2 separate regions of the Homo sapiens genome follow, and region 2 is linked to region 1. Evidence: chromatin loops called from intact Hi-C (ENCODE). Cell type or tissue: A673. All regions are shown on one strand. Each heading gives the region's core, and the rest is flanking DNA. Links, peaks and the distances in the headings are about the cores only.

The links. Peaks named below come from ENCODE experiments on the same cell type or tissue, not always from the same donor. Only the 100,000 strongest peaks of a DNase experiment are listed, where the experiment ranks them.
Region 2: a loop joins it to region 1, with 2.7 times the contacts of the local background. A loop is called at or near these places in 1 of 110 quality-filtered maps.

Annotation. Positions count from the first base shown.
Region 1 is chr4:55,121,026-55,123,955 of GRCh38, forward strand. It overlaps KDR (kinase insert domain receptor), which reads right to left. Exons shown (of 30, transcript NM_002253.4): 2 at 72-165. Among named protein-coding and RNA genes, the nearest start is that of KDR, 3.1 kb to the right of the region's middle. In A673, for the core only: no CTCF peak of the experiment used is centred there; no DNase peak of the experiment used is centred there.
Region 2 is chr4:55,029,622-55,032,551 of GRCh38, forward strand. All of the region lies in intron 1 of LOC124900703 (a long non-coding RNA gene), which reads right to left. It also overlaps the pseudogene RNU6-410P. Among named protein-coding and RNA genes, the nearest start is that of KDR, 95 kb to the right of the region's middle. In A673, for the core only: no CTCF peak of the experiment used is centred there; a DNase peak (open chromatin) is centred at 1,100; H3K27me3 peaks cover 397 bases.

The DNA of each region.
Region 1 (2,930 bases), core at 132-2,631:
GGAAATTATTTCCACTCAATAAACAATCAGTTACTTAACACAAGAAATCTAGATCTAGAATGAATCCTTACCTGCAAGTAATTTGAAGAGTTGTATTAGCCTTAATTGTAAGTATGTCTTTTTGTATGCTGAGCCTGGGCAGATCAAGAGAAACACTAGGCAAACCTAGAAACAAATTAAATAAATGAATGTAGTTGCCACTGAGTTAGACCTAATAGGAAACACCTTCCATAAACAATGCATACTCTATACTTTAAAAGGCCTCTTCAGCAATTCATTGTATAAAACTGGGAATTTACTTTTCACCATTCTCAGTAAAAGTTCACAAGCTGTGTCATAACAGGAAGAATGGGCAGATGGTCATAAACCAACACAACAGTTCTGCAATTCATGGAGCTAGGGTGGAGTTCCTGTTTTCCTGCATTGCCAACTTCAAGGTCTTACAAAAGGATACGGGACATTGAAACCAAATGAACCTTCATCTGATGATCTCACTCCCTTGGGAAAGGACCCACTGACATTTCTTATAGAACATAGGATGTACACATTTGACTAAATTGCTGATTAACGAATCCCACTTAGACGGATTTTTATATAGTTCATCTACGTACCCTGAAGGGAGTGAGAGAATCTATGACCTTGTCTCATTTTCCTTTATCAATTTTCTAGTGCGCTTCCCCTGGTAACCAAACTGCCACAGCTGAAATAATGGCTCATAAAGACTGTACATTAAAAGCAAGGGAGAGAAACTGAGGAAGAGAAAACATTCCCCAATTCCACACATACATGCATATTAATATACTTTTATGTATGTGTGGAATTTTCCCAATTTTACACATATGTGCAAATTAATATACTTTTCTGTCTACTGTAATTCATTAGCATTACCCTTTTTTTAAAAAGTATATGAATATTTTCGTGAAAAATTTTCCCAGTTTCACACATACATGCAAACTAATGTACTTTTCTCTCTATTGTAATTCATTAGCATTACCCTTTTTTAAAAACGTATATAAATTTTTTTAAGTGCAATGCTAATGAATTACAATTGGGAGATCTGAACTTATTCATCAAAGCCCTGAACTCATCCTGACATCAAGCTTCAGACATAAGAAACTTGTCTTTACCTATAAGGGATAAGAACCAGAAAAGTACCATGGCATAGATTCCTCACCATGGGTCACTCTACAGCAAGATAACTGAATTCTCTGTCAACTAAATGTGAAGAGCTATGAGGTGTTGAAAAAGCATGAGAGAAAGAAAAATTGTCCACTATGCTAGGGTCTTAATAAATATCAAGACCTAGAAAATACCAGCTTTAAAAAAGTAATTGATGTTGGGCAGGCTCCCAAGCTTTCTAAGTCATATCAACTAAGAAAAAATGACTCCCTAGGCCTAAACTGGCATTGACCTTGCTGGGCAAATAAGAGAGTATGAACAAATAGGACGAAGTATGAGACGGAATAAATAGAGAGAGTATAAGTAAATACCCAGTGCAAACATCCAGTGCATTGAATCTGAGGATCCCAATATGAACAAATGCAGGCAAAATGAATAAGTGACTGCACATGTTCTCACACACCACACAGATGTGCAAAATAAGTTACTGACATAACTGGTCAATATCATGGTTTTTAAGTCAATAATATGGTTTTTAAAAAACTGGAAACTAAGTTATATCAATATATCTCAGAAATTAACTGGCATTGGTACTGACTTATGTTTAGAACAGTTTTGTTCTTAAGACTTTAGACTCTGTCAGAATATCCCTGGGTCTACAAATCTGCATTTTAACAAGCATTTCAAATTATCCTACCACAGATGGTCTATGGGCCACTCTTGGACAGTTGCTGGTCTGGGTGGTCATGTTTAATTAATTTGCACAGTACTTTGTGCGTGGAACGGGGGTTACATTTATGTTTTAAATAGAGAATGGGGTCTCGCTATGTTGCCCAGGCACTTCTTGAACTCCTGGACTCAAGCGATCCTCCTGCCTCTGCTTCCCTAAGTGCTGGGATTACAGGAATGAGCCACTGCACCCAGCCTGCACAGTACTTTTTAATATGAAAGAAATAACTGCCCCCAAAACAGGCAAACAAAAAACCAAAATGTTTAAAAGCAAAATGAAACCTGGAGTCCCACTTTGTCTAAGAAAAGGAAAATGAAAACAATTCATTTGGATAACACAGATTTCAAACTTGACTGGGGAACACTAGGTTGAGAAAGATGCTGAAAACATGATGTACAATTCACACTGCCATCCAAATGAGAAAAAAACCATTATTTGGGCACATTCTTGTGAGAAAACAAATGGCAGTAAAAATGATTCTCAATAAACTGTGCCCACTCGGCTACCAAAATCAGAAACTCTTGAAGGTCTCTCATAATTTATTGCCACAGATCACATTCTAGACACACTTTCCTGTGTAACAAATATTTTAAAAAAGAAAAGGTATGTCCTTCATTCATAGGAAGCTGAGACTATGCCATACTATTCTAGAGACACGTTTACAACAAAAATCTATTCAACAAGGCTCTCAATAACTTCAAATTCATATTTGTAGACCAACATAGTTTTTTGTTTTTTGTTTTTGCTCCATTAAATGTCATTCGTTTTCATTGGCAAGCTTGAGCTGGACTCTTCAGAAAGTTCTAAAGAAATAACTGTAAGAGGTACACATGCTACTACTCAATAAAAAGCCCTTCTATGTTCAAATCCCATAACCAATATTAATTAATTTGTGCACTGTTACCCTTCCAGCTCAAAGACGGGAAGGAAAAACAACAGTGCCTCTGTCTCTAGAATTTGATGGCACCAATTACAGCCCAATCCAATTAAGCAAGTAATGCACTCCAAAAGGGCAAGTTCACCATTATATTCAGGGCGACCGGCCTGCCGTTACTACTACGCTAGGAAACACCCCAGGCTT
Region 2 (2,930 bases), core at 157-2,656, 91 kb before region 1:
TTCTTTGTCAGTTAGATGTAGTGTAAAGGTTTTCTTCCACTTTGAGGCTGACCATTTTACTCTCCTTGTGGTATTTTTGGTAAACAGAAGTCCTTTATTTTAATGAAGTGAAATGTATTAATCTCTTCCTTTTGCTTTGTGCTTTTTGTGTCTCTTAATTCCACAGAGAAGGAAAAATTTTACTTTAGAAAAAATATAGGGGAATATCTTTATGACCTCTGGAGAGGGAAGGATTTCTCAAACAAGATCCCAAAAGTGCTAATCATAAACCGTTGCTATTTAACAACCACTTCTAGGGATTGTAAGGATGAATCAGGAGGATACGCTGAGCTCTGGCCACCTTTGTTTTCATTATTTCCTTGGAGAAGTAGGTTCCCCTGTGTTGCTGTTGAATGGGGGTGGGCTCACAACAAAAGACTGTTAGCACAGCCAAGGCAACTGCCCATGCCCTAGTTGCATCCATCCGGCCTGCGTGGCTACCACCTTTTCAGGAGAGAGGCAGGGGGACCCACCACAGTTTGTTCACCTTTAGTTCTTCTTTGTTACTAGCTTTGATGGGGGTCTGTTTCCGCTAATCTTAACTGTGGCAAAAATGCTCCAGGATGTCTATTCTTCTAGTTATATATGGAATTTCCTGGACTTCATTTGATTGCTTGGGATGGGGGCTGAGTAGATGCAGCTATTTCCAGGCATCCTTGCCTTTTCTTTCCTGAAAAACCATTGTGTTAGCAACACAGTTCTAGGTGGGGCAACACTATTCACATACATTTTGTTTTTTACTATATAATCTCAAACCAAGTTTTCTTTTTAGAAATATGCATATACACTTGCAGCTAATGCTACTTTCAACAATCCTCTGTGTAATACTATTTGTATGTTTCTTTTAATCGTTTTTACCATTTTAAGGCTCATTTTTTTCCTGTGCAATTTCAGGAGGCTTCTTCCCCCTCCCCCATCACCCCCTCCCCCTTTTCCCATATATCTGTATATGGGTCATTATCCTCTTCTCCATCAACATCTTCTCAGCATAACTGAATGCCCTAGGGAGATTGGGCTGGTGAGGCTCTGCCATGATTAATGGATTTCTTTTCACTCTTCAGTAATTGGCTGGCTTCCACTAAGGGCAGCTAATGTCTCTGTAGCTAGTTGGATTAAGTAGATTAGGTTACCAGTATTGCTGCTTATCTCATTCTAGAATCAATGATCCAATTCACACGTTCACCACCTATAAATCTGGGGAAACTATTACACAGAAGCCCTAGTAATTGATTAGTGGGTATTTCCTGAAATGAATCATTTATAAGGTGATGCCTTGGTTCCCAGCCTATTTCTGAGGCAATTAGGACCTACTGAGTTGCTTATTTGTTTACACTTTGATGACATCCATTTATTTCTGGTCTAAAGTCTGAATCTCACACCCAGTTTCTTAATGTTCTGGCCACCAGCTCTTTCTCATTTCTTTCTTTGTGCTTCTTTCTGAAACCTTTTCAGCCAGATGCCCAGTTTATGACACAGCTGATCTCCAGTATCTATCTGTCTGTTGATTTTGATAGCGCCGAAATAGGGTCATTTTGATTCTTGGAGCAAACTGTAGCCAGGACCCACCTCCTTTTGCCTTTGCCGTCTCAGTGCTCACTGGCCATGCCAGAGGAAAAGCCTGGAGGGGATGTGTAGGTAGAGGACACTTGCAGAGTGCTCTGACTCTCCTCCCAAGACCTGTATGTCAACAGAGCCTGCCAACAGAGAACAGCTGTTCTTCAACATGAGAGTCTGCTTCAGGCCGGAATCCTTTTTTACAATTTATGACTTCATATATGCCAGGCACTAAATTACAGACTGTACCTTAAAATCTGGGTGTGGTGGGAAGTCAGGTAATAATTGCTACCACACACCGAGCACTTCTATGAGCAAGGTGGTTTGTGCTAAGAGTTTCTCCTACAGCATTTCATTTAACTTATAGCCATCATGTGTCCTGGGTGTTATCATCTCATGCAAGAAACCTAAAGCTGATGGAGGTTATGTACATTTTCTGGGTCATTCAATTAATAAGTGAAGAAATTCAATCAAGCATTGACTTAGCTAATTCAAAATGGTACTTTTAACCAGTACAACATCCTGCCTCCCTCTTGAAAACATAAATGATTGGTCAGAATTACATGGCATTAGCTAAAAGGAGGTCACAGAAAGGCTGGTCACAGAAAGGTTACATGTAGGCTGCATAGCCCTGGGCTATAGAGTAGAAGGAAATGGGTCCTAGGAAGCATATAATCCCATGGTTCTCAAACTTTTTTTTCTTATTGTGGTTAAGAAAAACATGACATAAAACAAAAGATGGGATGCTTCAAAAGTTTGTGAAGATACAGCAAGATAGCTGTGCATCTTTGCACAGGGGCCATGGAATCTTCTCTGTATTGTTGCAGTTTTAGGATATACGCTGCCAAAATGAGCACTCCCAAATTTTTTAACTTGCAACTCACAACGTGAAACACATTTTACATCATGACTCCATACACACATCCATCTATAACTGAAACGAAATTCTACTTTGTAATCCTTGCACTTCTTCCATGTAGTACACTACATTTTTCTATTACATTTTCTATTTAAAAAAAAAAAATCTGGCCATAGCCTATTAAGTGGACTTTACAACTTGCAAATACTGATCTCTAAACATCAACGGATGGAAAATGGAGGCTCCAGGATATGTTGGATACCTGGCGCAGTGCCTGGCAAATAACAATCCTGAGTGTCTTTGCCTTATCTCCCTGTGTGATGCAGCAAGCCTGTGTAGTACCTCACCGGCAGAGCTGGGATGGAATCCAGGTTTGCCAATTCCCAATTTAGGGTTTCTCAGTCAAGGAAAGTTTGTCAAAGAGGAGGGATTCTCTCGTGGAAGAGTTTCTTCACAGGGGTGGGCAGAAGTGGGAAGA